2 separate regions of the Mus musculus genome follow, and region 2 is linked to region 1. A link is a loop called in an ENCODE intact Hi-C map of the cell type or tissue named here. Cell type or tissue: left cerebral cortex. All regions are shown on one strand. Each heading gives the region's core, and the rest is flanking DNA. Links, peaks and the distances in the headings are about the cores only.

Region 1 (6,417 bases), core at 1,575-5,574:
ACCCTTCATGAACTGCAGCTTCATTATGAAGAAAAAAAAAGAGCTCCTGATGATACATGGACCCAGCCCGAGAGAAGTCCTTCAGTGTCATTGAACACTACCCCTCGGGGGCTGCCGAGTGGCTATCTGCCTGGCGGCCTGTCTGCTCAGCACTCCATCTTTGCTGTGGGCATAGCGTGTCTGTGTGTTGTTATCATTTGACTTTCTGTTGTTTGTTTGTTTTTTTGTTTGTTTGTTTTGTTTGACAGGTGTCTCTTTGTATAGTCCTGGCTTCCTGTAGCTCACTATGTAGACCAGGCTGGCCTGGAACTCACAGAAATCCACCTGTCTCTGTCTCCCAGATCCTACGACTAAGGGCATGTGCCACCGCATATAGCTCATTAGACTTCCTGGTAGGTCTGCAACACCTCTGCTTCCAGGGATTATTTTAATTTGATATGACACAGAGCTTGCCCAGTGCAAACATTTTCTCCCAGTGTTCTTGTCAAAAGTGATAGCAACAGTTATTTTACATCTCAGCTTCCTAAGGTCACAATACCTCTTAGAACAAACAAAAATGAAAAATGAAAAGCGGGCAGGCTGCTGCCCAGGATCACCTCAGAAGGCCTTGAAAGACTCCACTATATCCATGAGACCACAGGAGGTCATAGCACATAGGGCTGTGAGTACAAGCAGGGAACCCCTCTAACATCCCCGTTATCGCTGATGTTCAGGCTCTATACAATAGAAAGTGAATATCAAGGCAGAATTGTAAAAGGCCTGCACAGGTATTGAAGTCACCACCACCAAACTGGAACAGAACCCTCAGCAAAGGTGGTTATTTAAGAAAATCTTGGCTCGATCATTAGTTGAGCTTTTAGCTAATGAGGCAGAAACACATTACAAAGAACATAGGCTTCACAGTGAATATTGAGGGTGATCACCAACAACAGGTCCTAGAGAGAGCAGAGTCTCTAGTTTCCAAAATTAATTAAGATTTCCTAATTTTTGATACTAATTGTGGGGTATACCAAGAGAGAGAAGGACCTACATGGCAGATGGGTAGAGAATGGACCCTATCCCTGAAGAGGCCCGGTGTTGGACCTTCTAAGCAAACCCTTGAATTCACCGATTTCAAGTGTGTTAGAGAACTGAAGGAAGCAGAGCACGTGAGACCAGAGAGGATATCAGTCAGGAGACAGGATGGAATTCTGAATAAAAGCAAGTGGAAACACTGGAGGCGAAAAGTTGGCTTAGCACAGTGAAAAATTCACTAGAAATGATTGGGCATGTTTGACCTGGCCAAAAGGAATCGGCGAATGTGGAGTCAAGTAAGATTTTACGTCTGATGAAGAACAGAAGAATAATTTACAAAGCAGTGTTTTGTAGACCACAAAGCACACCAACATGCACATAGCAGGAACAGTTGAAGGGAGGGTAAAGGAAAATAGGAACATATTGGGAGAAACAGTGACCAAGGCACTGGAGAGAGCTCAGTGGTTAGAAGTACTTGCTGTTCAACCATGATGTCCGGAGTTCAGATCCCAGCACCCATGGTGGGTAATTAAAAAGTGTCTTTAACAACAAAGAAAAGAAAAAAGAAAAAAAAAACCAACAACAACAACAACAAAATGTCTTTAACTCCAGCTCCAAGGAATCCAACCCCTGGCCTCACACATATACATAAATAAAAAATAAGAGGTTTTCTTTAAAAATCATGACCAAAATCTACCTTGCTTTATAAAAATGAACAAATACCATTAAAATGTACCTAAGAGGCTGGAAGATAGCTCAGTTGGTAAAGTGTGTTCCTTGAAGCATGGGGACCTGTTTAATAGTCAACCTTCACTTAAAAAAATTCCAGGCCTGGTGGCACATAGCTTTAACCCTAGCACGGGGGGGGTGGGGGGGGGGCGGAGGGTAGAGCCAGGCAGCTCCCAGGGGCTCATTGGCCAGCCTAACTTCTTCAGTGGCTCTAAGCTATTGACAGTCCCTGTCTCAAAGGAAGACAGAGCCTGCCATCCCCTGGCCTCCACACATAGGATAAATACATACACGTTCCTGTTCATACCTGTAGATACAACATGAAAACACAGAAAGCATCTAAAAGCTCAACAATTCTCAGAAAGGGATTGATTCCCTTCACGTTTTTCAGAGGAAATATGCCATCAACCCTTAAACACATGAAATGATATTTGACACTATTATCCTCTAGGCCCTGGAGTCTAGGAAAATGCTAACCAGGGCTCACAAAAGATACCATTGTGCAAATAATAAGATTGCTATAATCAGAAGATAGTACCAGGTACTAGTAATGATGTTGCTAAGGGGAAATGTGAAGTTGTACAGCTCACTTTAATAGTTTCACAGGGCTTCAGAAAGGTAAACATAGGTAATATGACACAGAAACGTGGTTCTTAGCTCTGATACCTAAGGGAATTGAAAACACACACATAGAAAAATGGATATTTGTAAAAGCCAAACACTAGAAACAGCACGAATTCTGACACTATCCAACCACCTTCCTACCTCTTGCTCTTGATTGCCCAGAAGCAGGCTGGGGTGGCTTCCTTTCTTCTGGGTAGCATGGCCTGGTTACTGCTTGCCGTCCTGCTGATGTGCTTCATGCATTAAGAGTTGAGTAGACATAAGCACAGCCCACAGAATCAATTAAGCAGGGCTCAGAGGGGCTCACAGAGACTGAAGAGACAGTCCTGGAGCCTGTGTGGCTCTGAGCTAGGTCCTCGGCATTCATGTTATGGATGTATAGCTTGGTGCTCTTGGGGGACTTCTGGCAGTAGGAGCAGGGGCTGTCTTGGACTCTCTTGCCTGCTCTTGGGACCCCTTTTCTTCTATTGATTTGCTTTGTCCAGACTTGATATGAGGGATTGTGCCTAGTGTTATTGTAACCTGTTATGCCATGTTCAGTTGATATACCAGGGAGGCCTGCTCTTTTCTGAAGGGAAATAGAGGAGGAGTGGATCTGGAGGAGAAGGGGGGTGGGGAGGAAGATTGGGAGGAGTGGAGAGAGGGGAAACTGCAGTTGGAATGCAATGTATGAGAAAAACTAAACAAAAAAACAAAGACTTGAGAAAGAGGGGGCTGGGGGTGACACATGCCTTTAACCCAGCACTCAGGCAAAGACAATGGACCTCTGTGAGTTCCAGGCCAGCCTGGTCTAGGACAGCCAGGACTACATAGAGACCCTGACTCAAAAAACAAAGAAACAAAAATAAATAAATAAATATTATTTTAATAAACAGACAAGTTGAGAAGAAATGACAGGTTGGTGCCCCACACCTCCATTTTAGTTGAAGCCAAGAATCCAGAGTCTCCTGAGGTCTGCATCAGGGTGCAATAGGAAAACTCCAGAATGGGACAGAAGGGAACCTTTAAAGATACGTCTTGTATCAGGTCCTAATTAACGAATTAAGCTAATATGGGTCACAGAGGTCACACACTAAAGTGGAGCAGGATTTAGTATGGTTTGCAGGTTACAAAACAGCGAAGCCTCTTTCTCTCTCTCCACCCCCACCCCCACCCCCACCCCCACCCCGGTGTTTCAAGACAGCTCTGTGTAACTACTCTGAATGACTTGGAACTCTCTTTGTAGACCAGACTGGTCTCGAACTCACAGATACCTGACCTCCTGATTGCTGGGATTAAAGGCGTGTCTTCATGTCTGCGCGTAGTTTTAACCGGTCTAATCACGCCATGGTGTAAGTTTCCAGTCGACTCTGAGAAAAGAAAGGACCAGTGTGGGGCGGGCCGAACAAGAGGAACTACATTTCCCAGAAGGCCACGGGGTAGGGTGGCTGTGGGGTTGGTCCGGCCATTCCAGCCAGCCACGAGTAGCGTCCTAGCTCCGGTCTCCCGTCCGGGACTGGCAGAAGCATGGATGTCGACGGCCGGTGGCGGAACCTGCCCAGCGGGCCCAGCCTAAAGCATTTAACCGACCCCTCGTACGGGATTCCCCCAGAGCAGCAAAAGGCAGCTTTGCAGGACCTGACGCGGGCGCACGTGGACTCCTTCAACTACGCGGCGCTGGAGGGGCTGAGCCACGCGGTGCAGGTGAGTGCCGTGCACTGCGCTCCAGAGCTCTACCCTTGGCCTGGGGGGTCCTGGAGCGTCCCTGCGGTTGGGAGAAGTGGCCGGGGGGTGGGGGGGTGAGGGGTGCCTACAGTATGACCACAAATAGGGACGTGAACTCACCCTGCATTGCTTTGGGTAGTTCAGAGAAAAAAAGCAACTCATAAGCCTAGTGGTGTAGGGAAACTTGTATTTGTGACTCCTGGATTTATATATGAGTACGAGTCTGGTTTGGGGCGAACCATTTCTGGGTACTGTGAGATGAGAGTGAGGAAGTGATCTTTTTGGAACTGTGTTTTCCACCATTCCCAGCACTCGCGCCTTTTCACACCTGGAGTCTTACGTTCTAAAACTACCTCACAAGGTTCCAAGCTGATCAGACAGACTGCAGCAAGCACATCCTTCAGTTTGCTTCCCTTAAAGTTTTCTTTTTGGGGCGGGAGAATGGAGACGGTTCGAGATAAGGTTTCTCTGTGTAGCGTTTGCTGCCCTGGAGCTCCGTGGACCAAGGCTGGCCTCGAACTCAGAGATCTGCCTGCCTCTGCCTCCCGAGCACTGGGATTAACAGTGTGTGCCACCATCGCCCGCTTGCTTGCTTGCTTGCTTTCTTTCTTTCTTTCTTTCTTTCTTTCTTTCTTTTTTTTTTTTTTTTCTTTCGAGACAGGGTTTCTCTGTATAGCCCTGGCTGTCCTGGAACTCACTGTGTAGACCAGGCTGGCCTCGAACTCAGAAATCCGCCTGCCTCTGCCTCCCGAGTGCTGGGATTAAAGGCGTTCGCTGCCCGCTTTCTTTCTCTTTAAGAATTTGCAAGAGGAAAACTTGCCACCTGTTCTGAGTTGGTCATGTTGAGGAAGATAAAAAGTCCAGGGGAATCATTGTAACAGTGGTAGCAGAGTAAGGACGGGGAAGGTCTCTTTTTGTTGGCATCTTTAGTTTTTCCTGGCACGGCACTCTGAGAGTAAGACACCTCTCAGGTGTAATTGCTCCTCACTTTGGATGTTGGTTGTGTAACGGTAGCAGGCACCAGCAAGCAGTCAGTGCCATATTCTTTGAGAACTGCTCTAAGATGTGGCGCTTTCTGAGTCAGGAGTACAAGGGAAATGCTGCGACTAATCCAGGTGTTTAGAAAGCTCTGCATTAGATAAGGCTAAGGGAAGAAGATGGTGCCCTCCCTCAGGAGGCAGGGTAGGTTCAGGGAGAGAAATATGTAGTAGACAGTACCCTGAGCTTTCGTTACCAAACAACTGTATTGTGAGAACAAAGGATGGGGATATGTTGGAGAGCTTTGACTGCCAGACTGAGACTTGACAATATGGAAGCCATTTAGAACTCTTCGAACTGCCAGGCTTCAGTGTGAGGGAATAAAATATACAAAGCTGAGCTTTTAGATGAGAAGAGTTTCCCTATACTTGCCCCTGAAAAGCAGAGAAGGTAGATGCTTAGCTCAGCCTTTTCTGTGTCCGTAGAACCTACTGCAAATCAAATACATAGCGCACCATCCAAAAAGTTAAATAGTTGGCCAAGTTACCAGTTGGTTGTAACTTTAGTTGTCCCTTTTGGATTTGTTGCATTGGTGTGGTAGATGTCAGTGAGTGTAGACCACAAGTGGTGATTTCGGGGAGTCTTAGTGAAAAGTGCGTTGAAAAATGCAAGTGATTTAGCAGCGTGAATTGTCTTTCAGGCCATACCTCCCTTTGAATTTGCTTTCAAAGATGAGCGCATATCTCTTACCATTGTGGATGCTGTCATCAGTCCACCCTCAGTGCCCAAAGGGACCATCTGCAAAGATCTCAACGTTTATCCAGCTGAGTGTCGTGGCCGAAAGAGCACCTACCGAGGGAGGCTGACGGTGAGCATTTAGTGACATAGTGACAGCAGGTGGCTGTCCCTGCACACTTCTGAGACTAGGGCTGGTGCCACTGAAGTGATTGTATCTTCATCTAAAGGGACTGTGTGTCATCCAAAACATGAAGTCACTTCCCTGTGGCCTCTTCCTCCTTGTAACATGCTCTTTTGTGAGGCTGGGGAGATGGCTCAGTGGTTAGGAGCACTGCCTTTTCTTCTAGAGGATCAGGGTTTGGTTCCCAGCACCATATGGTGGTTCACAGCTGCCGGTAACTCCAGTCCCAGCAGATGTAATACCCACTTCTGGCCTCCACTGGTTCAGACACACATCTGGTGCATAGCCATACATGCAGGCAAAGCAGTCAAAATATAAACAAATACAGCTAAAATTTTATTTAAATATTTATTCTTGTAGGTCATGATATCTTTTTTTTCTTTTATTCCCATTTAGGCTGATATCAGCTGGGCCGTGAATGGAGTCCCCAAAGGGATCATTAAACAGTT
Region 2 (6,417 bases), core at 1,576-5,575, 240 kb before region 1:
CAACACAGACTTCTACAACAAATCTTTCTCTCTTAGCCAGGAGTGATGGGGTTTCTGTAATCATAGTAAGAGCCTATCAGATAAATAAATAAACGATTAAATAAATGAATAAATAAATAAATGCCAAGAAGTTGGTTCATTGAGTAAAATGCTTACCTTATAAGCATCAGGACCTGAGATTGAGCCCCAGAACCCATGTATAAAAAGCCAAGCCCTGGTAGGGTATACCTCTAATCCCAGTGTTGGTGAGGCAGAGACAGGAGGATCCTGGGGCCAACCAGCCTAGCCTATTTGGCAAGTCCCAGACCAATGAGAGCTCCTGTGTCCAAAGAAAAAGGTGTCCAGTACTTTAATAATGACACAGGAGTATGTCTCTGATCTACATGGATAGAATATTAGTAAAAATTAAGATTCAACTTTCTTCTTCTTCCTTTGCAGTCTTGCTTTCACCTCCCAAGTAATGTTACTATAGGTGAGTGCTTCCAGTGGCTTATGCAGTGCTGAAGATCCAATTCAAGTTTCACTAACATCAATCAAGGATTCTACCAACTGCGCTACACCCTCGGTTCCTAGAACAGTTTCTTTCATTAAAAAAACTGTGTTTGTCCTTGCCCCCAGAGGAGCAGGTGTGGAAGAAGGGCTTCTCTGGGTTCATGGATTGAGTCCAGCATGGTGGAGAAGACTTGGAGCTCATCTGGCTTCTGCTTTCCCACCTCTTCCTCAGTCCAGGCCCCCAGCCAAGGGGATGGTGCCACCCACATTCAAAAACTGTCATCTCGGGGAACGCCAGGGCCAAAGGGGGGGAGTGGGTGGGTAGGGGAGTGGGGGTGGGTGGGTAAGGGGGACTTTTGGTATAGCATTGGAAATGTAAATGAGCTAAATACCTAATAAAAAATGGAAAAAAAAAAAAAAAAACAAAAACTGTCATCTCTCCTAATTAAAACTCTCTGGGCACACTCTCTTTGCCAAGCCTAGGAGGTGTGTCTCCTACGTGATTTCAAACCCAGTCAAGCTGACAAAGGAGATTAGCTCCCACATTGTTTCATTCTCTTCCTCTTAGAAATCTGGTGTGTCTCAGCTTTATGATTGGGGAAGGGGTAAAAGGAGAAAAAAGAGGGCTTGCTCACATCCGCCCAGCCTCTAGTGTCCACTATGGAACCAGAACCGCTAAGAGTGCTTGGAAGTTGCCATGTAAATACGGGGTAGATTAAAAGTCAAAATAAATAGCCGCTCCGAATAGAATGAAAGCTTTCATTCACAGGAGAGGCAAGCCCAGCCAGGAAACGGGTGGCTCTCTCATAGCCAGCAGACACATTGGAGACTGACACAGAAACCCACCATCTCTAAGGGCTACCCTGGTTTGGCAGCTGTCCTTTCCTCTCTACCTGGACAGTGACATGCAGTGTTCTGACTGGGTCTCTCAGCAAGACTTTCAAAGCACAAGGACATGGACTTTGCTCGATGCAATGGATGGGAGGAAACAGCTCCGTGGTATTTGTTGGATAGCCAATCCTTGGGTGGCCGGTAGGTCCCATGCCCAGTGCCCAGTGCTCCATGCTTTCCAGGGAACTGGCTATGGTCATATTTTAAACTCCTTCCTCAGTATGGTAGTGTGATGAGATGTCACCTTAGGATATTTCTGAATTAGATAACTATAGTGTCCTTACAAAAGAGACCTCATGCTGCTGCTGGTGGCACATGTCTTTAATCCTATCACTTGGGAGGCAGAAGCAGGAGGATCTCTGAATTCAAGGGCAGCCGGTCTACAGACCAAGTTCCAGTACAGCCAGAGCTACATAAAGAAACCCTGTCTCCCCCACCACCACCACCACCACCACCCCACGCCGGAATCCTTATCGATCTCCTGTCTGTTCCCACAAGTGAGGATGAAGTAAACTTTACGGACATCAGTTCTGCCTGTGGATGCCTTGATCTTGAACCTAGCTTGCAGAGCCTCGCGGCACACATTGTATTGTTTGTACACTGCCTAGTCTGGAGTACTTTGTTATAGCATCTCTAACAGGCCAAGAGAGGACTCTCGGCTTGCCTTCTGCTTTCCATCTAAAGCAGCTCAGAACCATTCCATACAGAAGAGTGAGCTTCACAAAATGTCCTTGCAGGGAGAACTAAATTACGTTTTCCAGGAGTAGAGAGGTCCGAGACATCTGGTTCACTCATAGCCTGAGTACAGGAACCTCAATTCCATGCCTGTCACAGGGCTGTTACCTAACTAGACCCCAGGCGTGTTCTGTAGCTGGGCCTTTACTTTAAACCCTTGGGAAACAGACGGAAAACTAGAAGGAAGGCTGTAGACTCTTCGTCACGGAGCATGTGCCCTACTTAGTCACTGAGCATGCGCCCTCCTAACCTAGTCACTGAGCATGCGCCCTCTTAACTTAGTCACTGAGCACGCGCCTTCCAAAAGCCCTAGGGAGAATTGATTTAAAAACTGGCAGAGTTGTCCAAAGGGTGACTTAGTCTAACTCAGAGCCCTTTAAACTTCTTGCTCTCAGTCTCTTTTCACTGAGAAATATTTCTGCAACCTTAGGAATTCAGGCACATGAAGAAGTGTACAGATCAAACACGTACTGGTAATAAATCATAAATTTATTTTAAAGTAATTATTTGCTATAAATATAATTTTATCCTTTATTAAAATTAAAGGAAATTTGATATGCTTTATTAATTTTTACATGAAGAATTAAATCTTGGCTGAATATTTGATATTGAAGAATAAGAAGCAGTTTTGACTTTTTTCCCCCCCTAAATTGATTGTTTGGTTATAAAATTGTCACACGGAGCACACCACCTCATATAAGTAAGTAGTACAAAGTAGCAAAAAACTTAGCGTGTACAGTAAAACCACTTCATTTCGTAACATAAGTTAGTCTGAGATCTGAGCCAAGTGTCCTAGGTGTGTGTGTGTGTGTGTGTGTGTGTGTGTGTGCGTGTGTGATCATTCCCGTGGTGCCCCTGGACATCTGACCAGTAGCAGTTATGGAGACCAAGGATACCTTGGATTCATTATATTTGATTTTGAATTAATTTTTGGTTTCGTGCCTCACCATTTGCTAAAATCAGTAACTCAGCTCCCATTTTTTTCGGCCCACGGTTTAAGAAGAGACGGTCTAACCTGGTCCAATTTATGAAGGCCATCTTTCTGCCATACTAACCCTGTTCTCTGTTGTCCTAGAGGAAGATGTCCTTATGTGGGCTTTGAAGTGGGACAGTCCTAAATTTGGCTCATCAATCAGCCGCGTGTAGTTGGCAGGGGCCTAGGTCTCTCCCGGCGGGCAGTGGGGACTGCGGACAGTGGGGCAGCCCAGGGTGGACACTGGCCACCCTTGGTCGCGAGGCGTCGCACCCGTTCTTTTCCCAGAGCAGAGGATTGGGCGAGCTCCCAGGCGCATTCCAGGCTCCACAGCTCCTCCTCTCTCGCCTCCGCCACAGGGCTGGCGCCTCCCCGCGTCGTCGGGACAGTCCCGTGCAGGCGGCTGCGGACTAGTGGCCTTGGAAGCTGCAAGGGACCCGCGCACTGCGGCCAGAGAACAGCGACCTGCCTTCCCCAGCAGCAAGGCTGTGAGTGGCAAGATGGGACCGGGCTCACAGCGCGCGCTTTTCCTCCTCTTGCTGCTCCTCGCCAGCCCCGGAGCGCGGGCTTTCCAGGTCAGTGTCCCCCGCAGTGCGTCTTGGAGTCCCGCTTCCCAAGGAGGTAGCGCCGAGGCCAGGGCATGCCATGCTCCACTCCTGTGCTGGAGTTGGGACTTGGAGCGGAGTCTAGGGCTGGGGTTTGGTTGATGGAGAGAGGAGCGGGGTCCTCCATCTGTCATTGCAGGCGACCTGGGCTGCTGCAGCCCAACGGGAGAAGGTGGCTCCGCGTGGGAATCGCCAGCCCGGGAAAGTTACCCAAGGATTTCTGAGACACTGGTCTTTTGTGGGTCTTGGTGAGAACACCTGGCCGCCCAATTCTGTTAGAGAATGTTCGTGCTCTCCAAACCCAACATTTACGTTTCTAACTGAAATATTCTTGCTGCCACCACACCCTAACCACTCTCAGAAATTCTTACCAGTGGCCTGATGGATCCTCAGGTGGTCCTATCCTGAGCACCCGAAGCCTCAGAGTTGCAATTATATTTTCTTACACACCCATATGAACAGCAGGGTCTTTTCTTTTCTTTTCTTTCCCTTTCCCTTTCTCTCTTTCTCTCCTTCTCTCCTTCTCTCCTTCTTTCTCTCTCTCTCTCTCTCTCTCTCTCTCTCTCTCTCTCTCTCTCCCTCGCTCCCCCTCCCTCCCTCCCTTCCTTCCTTCTTTCCTTCCTTTCTTTCTTTCTCTTTTTTTTTTGACATTTACGTCTCCAAATCCCACTGGATTTATTTGCTTGGCTAGATTTTATAACAATAACAACAACAACAACAATAAGTATTATTATTATTATTTTATTAACCATTGGAAACTGACTTTTAAAATTGAGACTGTAAATAAAAATGTATTTGAGAGACTTTGTATTGTCAGGTTCAGGTCAGCTTCCATCAAACGCGTGTCAGCAGACAGAGGTCCCTCAACGAGAGTCCTGAAGCAGCTTCTTCAACCATGCCAACAGCAGCATAAACAGCTGCAGGATGTGCAGGGAGGCTGGGTGCCTGCTGAGTGTCCAGATCCTTCTTTAAGACCACCCAGTCAGGAAGAAGTGGTATAAATTCCCTCTCTGACTGGACTCTGACCTGATCTTTGTCCATGCTCCATGTTCTGGGGCTAAATTGCTGTGCACTGGCAAGTTTCCCCGGGGATACTGAGAAGTCCCCTGGGGTGCAGCAAGGCTTTCCGAGCCTGGAGAATTTGGTTTAGATCAGACCTGCTCCTGTTAGTGCGGAAGGTAATGAGTGGGAGTCACAGGAAGTTGCTCAACAGCCAAATGGCCAGGACCCAGCCTGGGGCTACTGTGAGCCCACCCACCAGAGCAATGGGATCTCCCTAGTTTTGCAGATTACAAAGCCAAACCAAACCTTCACCCCATGCCCAGTGCCAGAAGCACAGAAGATACATCTCCACTGGGCTCCCCCATCCCAGGCTGCAAAGGGGCAGGGCATGAGAAGAGTAGACGTTCCGGAGACCAATCATCTCGTGATAGTGGGTGGGCATCTGTCCCACGGGGCGAGGTGGGAAATAGTGAGATTAGGGCAACTGGTAATCTGGTGCAGAGGCAGCACTGAGCTTGCCTCACTTTGAACATGCTCTTGCGACACTAAGATCCAATCCCTGCCGTGCCCTGGCCAGGCTTTCTCAGCCCCTCGACGCCAAGCATAGCCTTCTTTATCTGCAAAACATTTGTAGGTGAAACCAGAGGAGGCTAAAGGACCAGACACCCATGTTTGCTCTAGTTAAACTGACCTTCAGCGAATGGTTGGGGCTCCCCCATCCTTCCAGCTCCAGGCTGGGAAGCAGAGGAACGAAGCACATTGGAAGCCTGTGTTACCTTCTTCCTTGTCATCCTTCAGAGCTCTGCTCTGAGAATAACATCTTCCCAGAACCGTGCTGACCTCCTGCTCACATAGCTTTTCACTCTGCCTCTGTTTTCCTGCTATGGACCCCTGAAGGGCAGATCAGCACTGGCCAGTGTCAGACAGTCTCTAGGCAGATCTTGGCTATGCATGACAACCCAAGGAACTTCTAGAAATTCTGATGCCAGTTTTACCTCCAATGACTCTGGTTCGGTTAGTCCAGGCTGCACCTCAGGTAGGGCTAATCTCTCTAGAAAAGACACCTGAGACCCAGAGCAATCCCAACTCTCAGAGTCACAAAGTGGAGTCAGTTACAGCCCAAGAAAAGTTTGGGGTCAGAGGAATTCTCAGTGGACACAGTATGGAACTCACAAGGACCTCAAGTAACGTGGTGTACCTGGAGTCTACCAGACAGTATAGACCCCAAGGTTCTCAGATCCATCTGAGATGAGACCTGCTGGCAAGCAGTAAGGATGGAAATTACCCTCCAGATCATCTCTTTTATTTAGGAGATGGGCTAGGATGGGCAAGGGACTTCATTGGCAGAGGCCAGTGGGCCTCCAAGTGGAGCCAGTGTGAGCTGCCCCGGAGAAGCCCTGTCTGGGGTTCCTCTCTGTCTCTAAATGTTCCCACTTTGCTGACTTTTGTGGCACCTAAGAGTGACATTATAGGTGTGTGTCTGTGTGTGTGAGTCTATGCATGCATGTGTCTGTGGATTCACAATTGCCTTGTGTGTGATGAAGGTGAGTGTGCATATATGCGTATGTCATGGTATGTGAGGGAATGTGTGTTAGTATGTGTGTGTGTGTGTGTGTGTGTGTGTGCTAGTGTGTGTATGTGTGTGTTATTTCATGTGTATATGAATGCATGGTTTTGTCTGTGTGTGTTATTTCATTTGTATATGAATGCATGGTTGTG

What was found. Hi-C counts contacts between places; a loop is a spot of excess contacts. Peaks named below come from ENCODE experiments on the same cell type or tissue, not always from the same donor. Only the 100,000 strongest peaks of a DNase experiment are listed, where the experiment ranks them.
Region 2: a loop joins it to region 1, with 2.0 times the contacts of the local background. A loop is called at or near these places in 1 of 42 quality-filtered maps.

What each region holds. Positions count from the first base shown.
Region 1 is chr2:129,097,214-129,103,630 of GRCm38, forward strand. Polr1b (polymerase (RNA) I polypeptide B) reads left to right here and starts at 3,783. Exons shown (of 15, transcript NM_009086.2): 1 at 3,783-4,050; 2 at 5,750-5,917; 3 at 6,365-6,417. The coding sequence starts at 3,874. Gm46764 (predicted gene, 46764) reads right to left here and starts at 3,730. Exons shown (of 3, transcript NR_168333.1): 1 at 3,621-3,730. In left cerebral cortex, for the core only: no CTCF peak of the experiment used is centred there; DNase peaks (open chromatin) are centred at 3,758 and 4,305; H3K4me3 peaks cover 1,442 bases; H3K27ac peaks cover 215 bases.
Region 2 is chr2:128,860,482-128,866,898 of GRCm38, forward strand. Fbln7 (fibulin 7) reads left to right here and starts at 3,451. Exons shown (of 8, transcript NM_024237.4): 1 at 3,451-3,666. The coding sequence starts at 3,592. In left cerebral cortex, for the core only: a CTCF peak has its summit at 3,361; a DNase peak (open chromatin) is centred at 3,473; H3K4me3 peaks cover 934 bases.